Linked DNA regions of Homo sapiens: region 2 is linked to region 1. A link is an interaction called in ENCODE POLR2A ChIA-PET data of the cell type or tissue named here. Cell type or tissue: OCI-LY7. All regions are shown on one strand. Links, peaks and the distances in the headings refer to the core of each region. The heading gives the core; the rest is flanking DNA. Region 1 overlaps LOC105370802 (a long non-coding RNA gene). Region 2 overlaps LOC105370802 (a long non-coding RNA gene).

What was found. Peaks named below come from ENCODE experiments on the same cell type or tissue, not always from the same donor. Only the 100,000 strongest peaks of a DNase experiment are listed, where the experiment ranks them.
Region 2: POLR2A ChIA-PET joins it to region 1 with 6 read pairs; 2 of 35 experiments call an interaction of 5 or more read pairs at or near these places.

The regions. Positions count from the first base shown.
Region 1 is chr15:45,774,759-45,783,331 of GRCh38, forward strand. The region is part of intron 1 of LOC105370802 (a long non-coding RNA gene); the gene reads left to right. Among named protein-coding and RNA genes, the nearest start is that of SQOR, 140 kb to the left of the region's middle. In OCI-LY7, for the core only: no CTCF peak of the experiment used is centred there; DNase peaks (open chromatin) are centred at 2,193 and 3,203; H3K4me3 peaks cover 1,814 bases; H3K27ac peaks cover 5,442 bases.
Region 2 is chr15:45,720,329-45,728,901 of GRCh38, forward strand. All of the region lies in intron 1 of LOC105370802 (a long non-coding RNA gene), which reads left to right. Among named protein-coding and RNA genes, the nearest start is that of SQOR, 90 kb to the left of the region's middle. In OCI-LY7, for the core only: no CTCF peak of the experiment used is centred there; a DNase peak (open chromatin) is centred at 503.

The sequences.
Region 1 (8,573 bases), core at 125-8,124:
CAAACACAAGAATGGTTTTATGTGATATATATGTTAATTAGCCTGATTGTGATGATTTTACGATGTATACATATATCAAAACATTAAGTTGTGCACCTTAAATATATAGAATTTTTATTTCCAATTATATCTCAATAATGCTGGAAAAATGGATTTCTTGTTATTCTCCCATGGCTGGAAGCAGGAGGTTGTCTTCCTGTCACTTTTATGAACTGCTTTGCTCCTCCTTGTAAGTTTCTTATCTGTTTCATCAGCTAGAATTCATTTCTATGGTTTGCAGTCAAGAAACTTGACTGGTACAATATTGGTACTGGGAGAAGATGGTAAGTAACAGATCATCAGGGAAAATTGGGGAATCTAGGCTTGGTAACTGGGGAAAAAGATGGTAAATCCCTTTGTATTAGGGAATGGTCTTCTGGTAGCACAGGGCACGCAGTGGTGAAACAATCTCTTGTGATCACCTGGAATTAAGAGCTCATTAAATGCAAAGTTTTGAGAAGTCGAATGGCTTTGGGATGGAGGAGTATGAAAAGGGTGAACATTTAAAATATTGTGGAATGGTCTGACATAGCCAGACCTCACGGGAAGGGAGACAGTAGGATAAATATCACAGCCTTCTGCTCCAGCTCCTCTGGGACTGTCATGTTAGGGCTCCCACTTTTCCTGATTTGTTATATTTTGAGTACTTTCTGATTGTGTAATGTACACAATAAATTTCATGTTGTAGATACTGGATTTTGTTAATTTCTTTTGATGAGTCATGTTTCTTTCCTTTTAGCACACAATTAACCTGGTTAAATATGAGCTCCAAACTATTTTTGGTTTTTAACCAGTTCCAAACTCTCTTTAGGTTCTTTACCTCTAGCTGAGGTGCTTTGAGTCTGCTCCATGCATGTGTGATTCAGGAGCCAGCCAGAGATGTGGGCAGGCAGAATTTGGGTATCCCCCTCCTGGCTGTTTTTCCTCCCAAATTTCCCTTTTCTTCAGTGACTGCGGTTGCCCTGGACTCAGTACTCAGATTTCTTTTTTTTTTTTTTTTTTTTTTTTTTTTTTTTTTTTTTTTTTTTTTGAGACGGAGTCTCGCTCTGTCGCCCAGGTGGGACTGCGGACTGCAGTGGCGCAATCTCGGCTCACTGCAAGCTCCGCTTCCCGGGTTCACGCCATTCTCCTGCCTCAGCCTCCCGAGTAGCTGGGACTACAGGCGCCCGCCACCGCGCCCGGCTAATTTTTTTTGTATTTTTAGTAGAGACGGGGTTTCACCTTGTTAGCCAGGATGGTCTCGATCTCCTGACCTCATGATCCACCCGCCTCGGCCTCCCAAAGTGCTGGGATTACAGGCGTGAGCCACCGCGCCCGGCCAGTACTCAGATTTCTAAGGCCAGAAAAAATGTGTTTATTTTTCACTGTACCTGCTGTTCCATGCAAGCTAACTGAACCTACCCCCAGGCTAGAAGCAGCAGCATGGAGTACCTACTCCATGTAATGTCTTCCCTGGTGCATGGACTCCTCCCTAGACTCTACCTGCCTTCCATCACCCTCTTGTGCCTCCATGTAGCTGCTTCTTATAATGTGTCCATATTTTACAGTAGCTGTCTGTAAGGGTGTTTATTCTGGTAGAATCTTTATTTGGCCATTACTGGAAGCTCAGTCCTTGTTTTTAAAGCATGTCTTTTTTTCATATTTCTAGAATGTCCCTCCCTACTTATTAAGGATGCACTATAACCTTCAAAATGCTTTCAAGCTTGCTGTGAAAATCTGAGCCCCTGAATGTTACATGTTGAGGTGGCATTAAAGATTATTTAGCTGAACTTCTTCATTGCACAGATGAAGAAACTGAGGCCTTGAGGAGGCAAGTAATATATCCGCAAAGAGGGGCTGTCCTGCCTGGGAAGATGAGCGACACATGGGTTTTCCGAGAAGCGACACATCTGAAGAGTGAAAGGTAATTTGTAAAACCTGTTGGGGAGAAACTTTTTCTCTGGTGACTCTCTGCAGTGGTGATAAGGGTATTATAGATTTAGAAGCTTGAAATGAGGAAGAGAAAGGATTTCTTTGGAAATCTTGTCTGAAACTGCCATAAATTTTAGAAACATCCAGTTGGAAAACACATCAAACATGTCCTTTCTGAAGCAGGTTGTCACATTTCATCACCACGGCTGGTTTTCTATTTCAGTCTCTGTCTCCTAAAGCAGCTGTATGCGGGCTGAAGTGAGATTCAGGACGTGAAACAGAGGATGACATGTGTTGCCTCAAGTTAGAAGCCTTTACCGAAAGGTTTAAAGGTCCTCTCTGTCTTTGTTTGCTTGTCTGTTTAAATAAGAACATACACTATTCTCCCCAATGTCCTCCTTCCCCCATCCCTCTCAGCTCTTCCAGTCCATCAAAACTGACAGAATTTGAAAATGATGACCTCAGTCTAGTTTCTTGCCAGTAGTCATTCTTTATGCCAAAGCTGAATGTAGACACCTTATTTATCAGAAACTTTGGTGGATTAGATGGTAAAAATGTATTAAATTTATGCTTTCTGAATTTTGGGGGTTATTGTTTAGATTCCAGAATCATAATAGCAAGTTAAAGGAGCAAGAGAACAAAAGAAGCCAAACCATGCAAACAGCCCCAAAGTAGGGAAGGGGGTGAACATGCTATTAAACCCAAGTGCCCTACAAGTAGAAGGGGAGGATAACAAAGGATAAAACATGAAATTCCTAAATTACCTCAGTGTAATTTGTGGGAGATTGTGCCTTGGAATAGGAAAAATGTGAATTTTTAAAAAGTGGCCCCATTTAAGTTTGGCAACCTCTTATCTGCAGTTACTCGCCCAGTGGCATGGGCTAATTTAAGTTTGGCAACCTCATATCTGGAGTTACTCGCCCAGTGGCATGGGCTAACCTGTGAGGGGTGAGGCGCTGTCTTGGAAGTATTCCTGGAACCTGAGAGCCATTTGTTCACCCCAAGAACCACAAATCCAAAAACACACAGACAATCAAACAAAACCGTCTAGGTAGGGCTTTATTAAATGAGTAAAGAGGGCGTTGATTAATACACCTGGAAGGATGCATGTCCTCACACATAATCACCAGAACACAAGCATCTGTGAAATCTCTTCCTGCTCAGAGGATGAAGGCTCTCTCAGTGGCGTGGGTAGGAGTTCTCAGGCTCAGCATTTTGTCTGAATGCAGCATGAATAGAAGGCACTTACCGCAGGGGCACCCACCAGGTGCATCTGTGTGTAGCAGGATGGATGAATGGTTGAGTGAATATATAACTCACTGTCAGCCTGTAATAGCATCTAGTGACTGCTCTTCTGGGGTGGGTTCGTGCAAGTAACCCCACAGGTACAAGTCTTTTATTTGGAGATCAGGAGGTCAGGAAGTAGCAATTGATCACAAAATGGTTTTCTCTGAAATCAGTTATTAAAAATAAACTGTTGCCATCACAAACTTTCTCATTTTAAGTGGAACTGACACTATGACCAAATAATTGGTCTTAATTGCAGGCTTGGTGTCAGATTTAATAAAACACTCAAACTGCAAATCCGTTAAAGATACCGCTAGTTCCTCTCTTTCACAAGATAGAACTTTCATATCCTTTAGTACCTGATAACTGTTGCTTGTATTTTTCTTTAATATGATATTTCCTGCTTTTTAATAAAAGAGCTGTCATTTCTAATAAAAATTGAAAAAATCATCCAGGGAAATAACACAATCATCGGTATAATAAGCTGAAACATACCGCATAAACATTCATCTTCAAAAACTTCAAATAGAAGCTTGACCCTAAGCTGGACATTGTGCTGGGTTTGTAACTTACCATGGAAAGTGGGAAAAAGAGTTGGAAAGAGTCCTCATCTCTGAGGTTCCTGAGGACCCCTTGTCTTCAGAAGGCCTCCCCCTTAACACGAATAGTGAATTTTTAAAATCTTAGCTGACTAGAAGCTAAGCACCCTTTCTATTTTTGAAGAAATGGAAATGGGCTCCTTCTTTTGTGATCATAGGGTAGAGTGAATTTGCAATATTCTACACCTCCCTCATTAGAATTATATACATCCAGGCCCTTTGTCTTGTGACTTTGCAGTGCCTCCCATTACAGTGAGGAGAGTGTATTTCTCTACTCTACTGATGTTGGGATTGGGCTCATGACTTGCTTTGGCCCATGGAATACAGGTGGAAGTGGTAGTATGCCAGTTTGGGGCCAGGGCCTCAAGAAGCATCATCATGTGTTTCAGCTTGTGCTCTTGCACTAATGACATTGTACACGAGAAAAACATGCCCCTTATAGTCTCTGGCCCAAGGAGGATGAGAGACACGTGGAGCACACTTGATCCAGACCTGTAGTCTGAAGCAGAGCTACCATAGCTCACCTGTAGTGAGACAGAAGAATAAATGCTTGTTGTTAAAAGCCCTTGAGTTTTGGGGTGGTTTGATATGCTGCATTATTGTGGCAATAGCTGACTGTTACAGATATCTAGCAAGACATAAGGTGGGCCTATGACCTAATTGTGGCCAATCAACTATTTCTGATTGAATCCTTAGAACTTGAAGGAGAGGGGGCCAGAGAGCCATTATTCCTAGTGGCTGTGACCAAGTTAGAGTCAAGGAGCATGGTACTGTTTAGGGGTAGCAAAGCCCTGCAGAGACATGGTTGATGGCTAGAGTCAACAGTGCTAGTGCTGGATCCTGAGCAGATTGTTCTTAGGGTAGGGTCTTCATTATGTTTCACTGCACTTAGTGTCCACTCACACCTTGTTTGCCGGGCTTTCTGTGATTCTTTGAGTTGCTCAATATCCTTTGGGTAAATTCCTTTTCTTCTTATGTTTACCAGTGATACCTTTCTTATTTGCAACCAAGAACCCTGACTAGTACACCATGAATTGGGAAGCAACTTGGTTCTCTCATGATTATATCCCCTTTGCATAGCCACATAATACATGTAACACAGTCTTAGATTATCTCATGTAATCTTTCTAACACACCTATCCCTGGTAAAGCAGGGTGGTTCAGAGCTGGCATCTCACACTACAGGACTTGCTGTCTCTGCAAATTATCATCTTGTTGGGCAAATCACTTAACCTCCCTGTGCCTTAGTTTCCTCTTATCAAATTAGGGATAAAACAATACATACTATAAACAGTTTGTGTGCAGCTGAAAGGCATTTAAAATAATACCCATTCCATAAGTTCTCAATAAGTATTAACTGTATTAGCAGTAGAGATGATGATGATGAGATGATGAGATAATGAAGGTGATGATGATGACAATTGCTGTCATCTGTGATAGCAATGATTTGTGATGCTTGTTCTAACTCACACAGATGTAAGTGGTCTAGAGCTGGGATCTACCGTCTTCTCCCAGCTTTCCACCATTTCAAAGCTTTTTATGCATTAATGTAATATAGTGGTTCTGAATCTTTTGTCCTGCCTAGCTCACGTGTCTACAGCACTCTCATGGCCATGCCCAGATTTTGAAAATGCTCTTTTTATGCCATGTGATAGGCGTTCAAACTAATGTTCCTTTTGGTAAGCGTAAAAAGCTCAAACCTCACCTCTTTTCCTAACATTGTATTCAGATTCCTCTATTCCCCACCCCCATGTTCTCATCTGAGAATTCATGCTGAGCACTTTACTGCTTCTGAGGGAATTTGTATTTTGTGTGTTACACTTCTTAGGGGTTGGGGTGGGGAGAAGACTGAGAATGATTATTAGATAATCTAGTTGGAACTACAGGGTAGTGTTTTAACGATGGTAGTAGAAGTGTGTCCTGAGAGAGGACATTGGAAGATGTGCTTGGAACCAGGGGGCAGCAGAGGGAAGCTCTGGGTGAGGCACCAGCATTTCAGGATGAAGGAGTCCAGAGAAATCCTCACTGCTCCAACATTTTACCTAAGATCTGCCCTGGCAACTGTTTGAGAATGCTGCTGGCACCAAGAAGATTATCGTATGTTTGAGTCTCAGCCCTAAACTCAGGTGTGTGGAATGTCAGTTACTCTATAACCTATAATCTAGAGCCGCTTTTCCTCTGATGGTTTTTTAGTATTTGGCTGTTCTGAAGATTCCTCCTCTAACCCTGCCCCCTTTGGCTTCTGCCTCATGGGCCTGGGTCAAGATTCCAGGTATTATTACTATGTCTTTGTCCTGATGGTCCTTTTGGGTGCTGGACTCTGTTACTTCCTGAATATGCTGGGGCTCTGGAAATCTTTGCTGAGTTCTGGGCCCTATGCCTCGGGTGCCACACTCCCTGCAGCATTTCTCTCAGTGTCTTGCTTCTTTCTTGGCTCCAGTGCCAAAAAGTGGTATCTAGATCCCTGTTGATTGGGAACACAGCCCTCTCTTTCCACTCCTATTGCATCTCAGAGTCCTTTTCTAGTCGGGGGAAGGGGAGGGTATTCTTGCATGTTTCTGCTGTCTTTTGTCTCCGCTGCCCCTCTCTAAGACTCCTTCTCTGCTCCTCTACTTTTCTTCCTGCTTCCTCTGGAAACCCATGGAGTTCTCCAGGGCTAGTTTTATGTTTTTGAATAACATACCTTTTCTGGGGCCATGAGCAGGGAGCTCTACTACTGCTTGAATAAAGGGCAGAGTAAATATGGGGAATTCTTTATACCCATTGGTTAGTTATTTCTAGCCACATGAGTGAAACTAAACATGACCCTCTGCAGATTAGTGGAAATCAGCTGTTATCACCACCAGTCAGTTCCCAGACAAGTCAATTTGCTCTTCTGTGCCTCAGTTTCCTCATTTGCAGATAGTATTTCTGCCACTCTTTAAGCTTAAGGCATTGTTATGAGGATGAATAGATTAAGAGATATAAAAATTCTTTGAGAAAGATTAAAAAACTCCTACTACAGATATCTGGAATTAGTAAATGACAGCCTCAGGACTCAGATGAATGCTGGAATATTTTGTGTTGACTGTGGTATTTCAATTTTGAATTTGTGGAAAAATATAATCACTGAGGAGATGGCAAGGGAAGTGAAGAATGAAAACGAAACCTCATATAAAAAGATAATAATGATGGTTCTTATCTCGACATCACCTCCAAACAGCCCGTTTTCCTCCCATCAAACAATTGATGGGCAATAAGATTGTGCTTATTTGCAGTTAAAGTGATGGCGATGTTGACAATTAAGTGTACATGCGGAACCAAATAATGGAGCAGTCCCATTTTATCACCAGTGCTAGCCATTTTCTCCACAGGGCACAAAGAGCATGTGGGACAGCCCTGTGCTCTGTATGATCTGCATGTGAAACGCGTCCTCTCTCCAGCAGGGACGTGACTTGGTGGGGTCAGGAGTTTGCATTGAGACACAGTGGGTCTGCTGGACACTGAAGAGTCCCTCATGGTTAACTGCTCTGCACTTGGCCTCATTCCTTTCCTCTTCATTTCTTGGATTTGCTGAAGAAGTGTCTGACAGGCAAGAGTCCTTTCCTGCAGCTGTTATCCTCAGACTGAGGAAGTTTTTCACATTCACAACCACTTGGTTCAGGGATTTTTCAACCAACGACCTCGAGACTGCAGCCCTTCAGTTTACGGACTAATAATGGCCACAAATGCAGCAACAATAGGGTAGAGAAAGCACTGCAGATGCTAATGATGCCCCGTCCCTATCCCCTCAGTTTAACTGGGCTCATTGATAGCTGTGAGAGACAGCTGCCAGCATGCTGACAGCTTTCTACCTATACGCACCTGTTTCTCCTTTGATCTGCCTTAAAGGGTGCTTTGGCACTGCTCACACTTGTTTTGCCACTGCAGGCCAACCTGGGAATGCATGTGTTTGAGTTAATATTCTCAAACAGCGGATAATCTCAGTAGGGGGTGGGTCAGTGGCTAAGTGCCCAGCCTCCAATCTTTTAGTGAAGCAGTTCTCAAAAGTGTGGCCCCTCGACAACAGTATCAGCCTCACCTGGAAACTTGTTAGAAATGCATGTCTCCCCCACCCCCACCTCTTGACAGGGAAACCCTAATGATGGGGCTCAGCAATCTGTGTTTTCACAAGCCCTTCGGGTGATTCTGCTGCACACTCAAGTTTTCCAGCTACTGCTCTAGGGGGATGATTCTGAGCTGGCTTCTGCACATTTTCTCATGGTCTCTGGGGGTTTGAGCCTCAGTTGCTCATAGTGGTTACTGGGCCACTAGCATACCTTCTATTTACTTTTCTCCCTTCTCTGTCTCACTTTCCCCACTTCCTCAGTGGTACTTCTAAGGACCATGTCCCAAATAAACTACTGCATCCAAACCCTTTCCTCAGGGTCTGCTTTAGGGACATTACAAGCTCAGATAGAAAACCACAATCTGGAAGGTCTACCATGTGTAGGTGCTTAACACAAATAATCTCATTTAATCCTCACGGATGAGGAAACTAAGCTCCAGTAAGATTAGTTAGGCTGTCCAAGGTCACCACTTTTAAATTTAGAGTCAACTTTTAAATCCGTGTTATACTGACTGTAAAGTCCCCACGCATTGACAGCTGCAAAGACAAACAACTCATAAATATATACTGGTCAGGAGCATGAGTTTTGGAGTCAAATTTGTGTGTATGTGAAAATCAGTTCTACCACTTCCAAATTATGTAACCTTGGG
Region 2 (8,573 bases), core at 298-8,297, 54 kb before region 1:
TAAGAGGATAACAGACTAAACCCCATGGGGAGAAACAATAAAAACATAAAAGTAGATGGTTTTGAAGCTTAAGTACAAGATTAAGGAATTAAGAATGTTCTTTTGGGTGTTAATACTTTAACAAAGAGGATTAAGAGAAAAATATTTTAAAAAGAAAATAAAAGAAGCTTGAATTTAGAAAAATAGATAATAAATCAATCCAGATAAAGGAAAGGAGAATTTAAATTAGCACAAACCAAGACAACAAAATTTTCAGCAATAATCACACAGAAAAAAAGCTAAAAAAAACCCGAGTAGGAAACCCAGAATGTTTCCGTGGTAAACAAATACCCAACAACTTCAAAACCAGCATCTATTTATTACAAATTCCCAGCCTGGGCTTTGGTCCCCGCACTGGAGAGTCCCCTGTTGTATACTAGTGGCATTTATGGCAAGATGAAAGAGGCCAGGCATGCTGTGGGATGCCCTTACTTTTTCATAGAAGCTTGCAATCTCTGCTTTCACCACTTTCTTTTGCAGTAGTGAAAGGATGGTTGCTCTGTAACTCAACCAGCTGGGGTTGGGGGTTCTGGCACAAGCAGTTGCCAGCCCAAACTATGCAAACATCTTGGGCAAAAACCACATGGGAAAGTAATTTGTTCTTCAGAGAAGGAGGGAAAAGTTGGCAGGGAGATGGGGGATAGGTTTGGGGTTGAGGGTTGGTGAAGGTGGGGATGGAGAGAGATCAGAGTAGATCGAGGGAGGAATAAGAGGTAGCTCTTCTCAGTGAAATAGGAGTTGAGGTCATTTTCTGAGAGTGAGAGGGTGAGACCGAGGATGAGCAGAATGAAAATGACTGGGTGCAACTGAGGGGTGGTGAAGTGCCTTGCAACCCAACCCTTCACCCCTAGTTGGGACCCAGCTGTGATTAGACAGCCTGACTTTGTCTAATGTTACCAGGCAAAATCACACTTCAGTGCTGGTTCTCTTACAAAGTAGGGTCTCAGTGGGTGGAAAGCCAAGAGCAATTTGGATCCTGGGTTATTAGTAAAAGCAGAATTAAGTGGCGGTTGATCAGAAGTGGTTGATCTTGGGAACTAGCCAGGCCAGAGGGGACTGGTTGAGTGGAGAATGGGGCTGAATACTTGCTTCAAAACAGTCTCAGTAAGAGAGGGGACTGTGGCCCTAGGCAGAGGTAGCAGTTGGATGGGAGTTTCAGAGCTAGGGCTTACGCTTTGATGTTTTGGAGATAAAACAGGCTCATGCTCACACAATACATGAGGGTGTTTGAAGGCAAGGGAGACCATTGGGGGTGTTTCAAGACCATGAAGATATTCACATCTCTGAGGATGAAGGAAGGGTATATTGGCTACAATGATGGGAGCAAAGTTTGGAAAGTCCTGAAGAACATAGGGGAGAGGTCACATGGAATAATTGATTCAAGAGGATACAAGAGGAGGTGGTGAAGTAGACAAAGAAGGGAGAAATATGTGGATTTTTCCTTCTGGTTTCTCAAACTGGAGTGAGTAGGAGAAGCAGTGGTCTTCTTTGGATGGCATGGGAAGGGGGCAATGTAGGTTTCAGTTTAGGAGACGAAGTAGAAGGGGAGAGGAGGCAGGATCTGAGAGGCAGATGGACTCAAAGAATCTTTCTTCTGATAAGAGCATGGCTGAAGAGAAGAGAACGCTTGATTTAGCCTGGGGAGGGAGAGAGTAGAGTGGAATAGAGATAAAAGAAATCTAAAAAGAGAATGTGCAGAGTTATTTGAATCTACGATAGCAATTGTGGGTCACTGGGACAAACAGACAGGCCTTGATAGTGTGGTGGGGAGGGATAGAAGTGTGGGGAGTGTTGAGAAGAGTTTATTTACCATTGGACAGTTTAGTGTAGCTTATCACATTCCAAGTTTTGATATAAACACTAAGGATTCTACATACATTGCATATACTAATAATTTAAAGGCAGGGGTTTTTATTGCTTTTTGTCAGGGGGAAGGCGTGGGTGCTACTGGTAGAGGCCAGGAGGTGGGCCATTTAATAACCCCTTCCAAGTTATGGTGGTTTACAAATATAGTTGTGGCTGGGTGCAGTGGCTAACGCCTGTAATCCTAGCACTTTGGGAGGCCAAGGCAGGTGGATCACCTGAGGTTGGGAGTTCGAGACCAGCCTGACCAATGTGGAGAAACCCTATCTTTACTAAAAATACAAAATTAGCCAGGTGTGGTGATGCTTGCCTGTAATCCCAGCTACTCAGGAGGCTGAGGCAGGAGGATCGCTTGAACCCGGGGGGCAGAGGTTGCGGTGAGCCGAGATCATGCCATTTGCACTCCAGCCTGGGCAACAAGAGCCAAACTATCTCAAAAACGAAAACAAACAAACAACAACAACAAAAAAACCACACACACAAATATAGTTGCAACCTAAGATAAACAGTTCTTTGGTTTGAATATCGTTTGACCCTAGCAGAAGTCATGTTGTCTTGGTCCCCAGGGTAAGGGTGATGAGAGTTGGTGAGACCTTTAAGAGCTGTTTAGGTCATGAGGAATCTACCCTCATGAAAGGATTAATGCTATCTCATAGGAGTGAGTGAGTTTTGCTCTTGTGGGACTAGATTTGTTACTTCGAGAGTGGGTCATTATAAAGGGAGGCTGCTTCTCATGTTTGGTCTCTTTACACACTACCTCTTTCCCTTCTGTTTTCCACCATGAGTTGAAACAGCATGAGGTCCTCACCAGATGTGGCCACCAGATATTGGACTTTCCAGGCTCCAGAATCATGAGCCAATTAAACCTTTTTTCCTTATGAATTACCCAGTCTCAGATATTCTGTTATAGCAACAGAAAACAGACTAAGACAAACAGTGAAAATTAAGGAGTTAAGAGTAATTAGGAAGAGTACTGGTTTGAGACTCAGGACACCAAATAGGTTATTACAGATAGTTGGTTTGCTAATACTGCTGCCAAAGTACCTTTGATTCCCAGCATATTAGACAATAGATATAAAATATGCCTGTGTGCCTGAAAAAATTTTCAGGGGCAATAGCTGCTGGCAACTCTTCTGTAGGTAATTACAACACAAATTCTCACACATCTGCTTAGTGGATGGCCCATCAGTGATGCATAACAATGATGATTTGTTTCTGGTTGGATGTGTTAAATTGTCAGCTATCAAACATTTTATATGTGAGACTGCTGGGAGTGATGAGATTGCAAGAGCTTTTTCAAAGCATACCCTCCACAGGATATCTCAGCATCCTGTGCACCATCCAGCATCCATTTCCGTGAAGGATAAGGAATCTGGGCCATCAATTTGAATACCAATTAAATGGCTTAAAAATGTCCTGGCACATGTATTGATCCAGAATAACCTGGCTCCACCAAAAAAGCCTTTGGCTACGGTGGGAATTTAAATGCATTTGTTAACCAGGGCTCCAGGATGCCCTGGGAGTATGTGGGAAGGGGGCAAATGACCTCTTTTGACATTGGTCCCCTAAGGGAGGGGTTGAGAGAAACTTTTCTCCTTGAGAAGGAGCTGGAGGGAGTCTTTGAGAAAGTTGGACTAGATAAGTCTTTTTCTTTTTCTTTTTCTTTTAGTAAGTGAGGAAAGGTTAAATAATGTGCCAAAGGTTGTACAATTAGTTTCTGTTTTAGGCAATGCTTGCACTCAAGACTCTCATCTGATATTTAAAGGATCTTTTTGTTTTCACCACTTTTGTGGAGTTCATTCTTTGAGATGTTACATACCTAGTCTGCATTCAAAAGGATGAAAAAATGTTGTCATTTTGTTTTATCTGCTCACCTCAAATGTGTGTGTTTGTTTTTCTGTAGTGTTGCTCTGTTAGGATGAACTGAGATCTCAGGGAATATTGCAAAGTGGAATCAACCCCACAGAAACAAAAGCCCACCTCCTCTGGAGCAGGTCCTGCTAGTGTACCAATGCGTCATCCAGGACTGAGCAGCTGCTGTTGATGGAGAGAGTGGGCAGGGGTCAGCACTGAGGCCTGAGGTGCTGACCTGAATCCTTCTGTTGCACGTCCAGTGACACAGTGGTAGCAGCTTCTAAGTTGGTTTCCAGTCAGCCCTAATGCCCATATTCATGTCTTTGTGCAATCCCTTCCCCTTGAGTGTGGCTGGACCTAGTGACTTGCTTCTACTGAATAGAATGTGGGAAAACTGATGAGATGTCACTTCTGAGGTTAGGTTACAAAAAGACTGGCTTCCTGTCTTGCTTGCCCTTTCTTGTTCTCTTGCTTTTTTCCTTTGAGGGAAGCCAGCTGCCATGTTGTGAGCTTCTGTGTGGAGAGGCCCACACAGCATATAACCGAGGGAGGCTTTGGGTCAGCAGCCAGAGAGGAGCTGAGGCCCTTAGTCCAACAGCCCTCAAGGAACTGAATCCTGATAACAGCCATGTGACTGAACTTGGAAGTGGATCTTCCCCCAGTTGAGCTCTGAGATGACTATACCCTTGTGAGAAACCCTGAGCTAGGGTCTTCATTTAAGCTGCTCCTGGATTTCTGATCCACAGAAACTGTGAGAAATATGTGCTTTTTTTTTTTTTTTTTTTTTTTTTGAGACAGAGTCTCACTCTGTCATCAGGCTGGAGTGCAGTGGCGCAATCTTGGCTCACTGCAACCTCTGCATCCTGGGTTCAAGCGATTCTCCTGCCTCAGCCTCCTGAGTAGCTGGGATTACAGGCGCACACCACCACGCCTGGCTAACTTTTGTATTTTTGGTAGAGATGGGGTTTCACCATGTTGGCCAGGATGGTCTCGATCTCTTGACCTTGTGATCTGCACCCCCGGCCTCCCAAAGCGCTAGGATTACAGGCGTGAGCCACCATGCCCAGCCAAATATGTGCTTTTTTAAGCTGTCAAATTTTGGAGCAGTTAGTTATGCAGCAATAGATGATAGATAACTAATGCAGATACACTTGTTTACCTTCATTGAAGAGTAGTTATTGCAAGGCCTTAGTAAGGTGGCATGTTTAGTCCTGCCTCCCCTCGTTAGTGATATAAGCTACTGTCAAGTGCAAGGATACTCTTTGCCACAGGTGTGAATTAATCTTTGGATAGCTTTACTATTTTACGTTTAGTGCTCATGAGACTATGATAGCCAACAACCTTCACAGCATCAGTCATGGCCTTGTGTCCCTTGCATGCTGAGGTGATACAATGTTTACAGACAAGCATCTGAAGCGCATTGAGAATAATGAATTTTATCCAGAGCTGCCAACATTAACAGGTTACCTTCACAGTCAACAGTAGCCTACTAATTTTGCAACTCACAGTTTAGACTTGGAGTACTTGTAAGTTTTACATGATATCTCATGAATTTCCTCATGGTTCTGCACATTTTAGAACACTCATCATCCCCTCTATTTGAGATCTATCCACTCAAACATTCAGAAGCAATCTATCTCAGACTCTTCCCTCTGCCTAGTCGTGTGAAGAGCAGGTTTAGCAGGAATGATGCACTGGGACACTTGGTCTTGGTGGTTAGGTTTATCAATAATGGTGTCTGCATCCAAGGACTGTTTCTGATTTTAGTTCTAAGGAATATACAAGCTGCAAGCAGAACTTGTTAATTGCTTGCAGGATCTGAGAATTATGTAACAAAAGAAACCTCAAAGATTTTTACCTCCTTTGATTCTATATGCTAAACAAGCATGAGGTGTCATGGGAGGGGATAGTAGAAGTAGCAAAAACTTGAGAGTTAGATGAATCTGAGCATCATTACTTACTAGCACATCACCTGGGGCATATCACTTATTTTTCTGAGCCTCAGTTTTATCATCTATAAAATGGAGATAATATCTAATTTGAAGTATTGTTATGGTTTGTTTAATAAGGTTGCAGGAGAAATATTCCACACACAGCTGCCTTGTGTTGGAGATGGTTTGAGGAAAGTAAAGAAAAGGGACTTCCTCAGCATTTGGGGAACGTTAAAGGTTTTTAAGCAAGTGAATGATGTGATCACATTTATATGTTGCTGATACTCTGGAGATGGCATAAAGGATAAATTGGAGGAGGGAAAAGACTGCAGATAGGAGACCAGTTAGGATGACTTCACAAGGTTCCAGGTTGGAGATATGAAGGATAAATTGAAATTTAAAGATAATATACAACTATTAAAATAATTAAATATTTTCAAGCAAAAGTTGCAATCATCACACGAAGAACTTCTGAATACATCCAGACTCACCAGTTAGTATTTTGCCACCTTGGCTTTTGCTCTCTTTCAATCTACCTGTTTATATAAAGCTATTATTTTTGCTAAACCATTTGATAGTAAGCTGCAGACCTGCTGCTCCTTTGCCTACAAATACTTCAGCATGCATTTCCTAAGAACAAGGATGTTCTTTACATAACCACAGTACAATGACCAAATTCAGAAAATTTGACATTGCAATAATGCTATTATCTAATACACTTTCCATATTCTAATTTCACCAATTATCCCAATAATGTCCTTTATAGCTATTGTTTTCTCTGGTCCAGGATTTAATCCAGGATCATGCATCACATTTAGTTATCATGTCTTCTTAATCATTTAGCTTGGGACAGTCCCTCAGCCTTTCTTTGTCTTTTTTGACACTGACATTTTTGAAGAGTACAAGCCAGTTATTTTGTAGAGTGTCCCTCAATCTGGGTTTTTTTGATGTTTCTTCATAATTAGATTTTCATGCATTTTTGGCAGGAATATAATAGAAGTACATCACACCAGGAGCTACTTAATGTCAGATTGTCTCATTATTGGTTGTGATAGTAACTTGGTTAAGGTGGCATCTATCAGGTTTTTCCACAAGTTACTATTTTCTCCTTTGTAATTAAAGAGTTATTTTAGGGAGCTGCTTCCCAGCCATTTGCTGAGAATTTATTAAGTCCCAGGAGATATTTGATACTTTATATACTTTATTTCATTTAACAACTATGAGGAAGTTTATTTTGTTTTTTCACATTAAAAACAGTATGTATTTTATTTTCAAGCATACAACAAACACCAAACTTTTCCAGTGCCAGGATGCTTTCCATGAATTGAAGAAGTTTATTTTTGTGTTACCCTCTACTCTTCCTCCCCTGTTTCACAGATGAGAAAACTGAGGCTTGTCTAAGGTCACACAACATGGTTGTCTGTGATCCAAAGTCTGTGTTCTTTACTCATACAGTGTCTCCCAGGACCAGTCAAATATCTAGAGCTCTCAGTGCCCAGACAGGGGCCTCCCATCACAGGTAAACCTGTGGCCATGAAAGACACAGAGGACCCTCAAATGCCTATTAGTAAGCGAAAGAAGCCAATCTGAAAAGGCTGCACGTTGTATGATTCCAAATATATGATATTCTGGAAAAGGCAAAACTAAGGAGACAGTGAAAAAGGTCAATGCTTTCCAGGGATAGGGGAGAGGGAGGATTGAATAGATGGAGCATGGAGAATGGAGAGCAGTGAAGCTACTGTGTGGTACTATAATGGTGGATACGTGTCATTGTATGTTTGTCCACACCCCTGGAGTGTATAGCACCAAGAGTGAACCCTAATGTCAACTGTGTACTCTGGGTGGTTGTGATGTGTCCATGAAGGCTCATCAGTCATAAGAAATGCACTGCTTTGGCAGAGAGATGTTGCTAAAGGGTATGTGCCCCATCCACATACCCAGCTAGTTCCTATAAGTGCTAATGTACCGCTTTAGTGGAGAGATGTTGCTGTGCATGTGTGGGGGCAGGGCGTGCTGGAAAAATCTCTGGACCTGCTGCTCAATTTTGCTGTGAACCTAAAACTGCTCCTAACAAATAAAGTCTATTTAAGAAAACAGAGTGGGGCTGGGTGCGGTGGCTCACGCCATAATCCCAGCACTTTGGGAGGCCGAGGCAGGCGGATCACTTGAACCCCATCTCTACTAAGAATACAAAAATTAGCTGGGCGTGGTGGTGTATGCCTGTAATCCCAGCTACTCAGGAGGCTGAGGCACAAGAATCGTTTGACCCCGGGAGGTGGAGGTTGCTGTGAGCCGAGATCGCGCCACTGCACTCCAGGCTATGCGACAGAACAAGACTCCGTCTAAACAACAACAACAACAACAAAAAGAGGGTGGATCCTGATAGAGGAGTTTTTATTTTCCTCAGTGATCACAAATTATCTTAAAATGTTTCAACTATTGCTTTCAAAATAAAGAGTGTATATACTCCAGTTCTGCTAAAATCAGTGATTGTTTCTAAAGGAAGGTGGGAGATGGGAAGGAAAAAAAATAGAGCAAATTGAGAGAGTACAATTTTAAAGAGATAAATATGGAGTGTGTGAATCTGGAACATATGCATGTGCCTGTCAGCTTGTGAATTAGGAAAAAGCTATAGCAAGAAAAACAAATACCCTTCTTGTGGCCTTTTCTGCTAACAACCTTTTGCATTTTCAACTGCAGGCTTGAAAGGGAAGGAGTCACACTTTGCTCCTTACCCTAAGGGCAGTCTGGGCTGACTGGGGATGCACCGCCTCTGAGAGAAAAGGGTTCTTCTGACCCCATTAACTGCCTGTGGAGGCCCAAGCCTGCCCTGAGGCTCTCTGCCCTTGTCTTCAATCCTCAGGTTGACCACCTGCCTCCACCTGC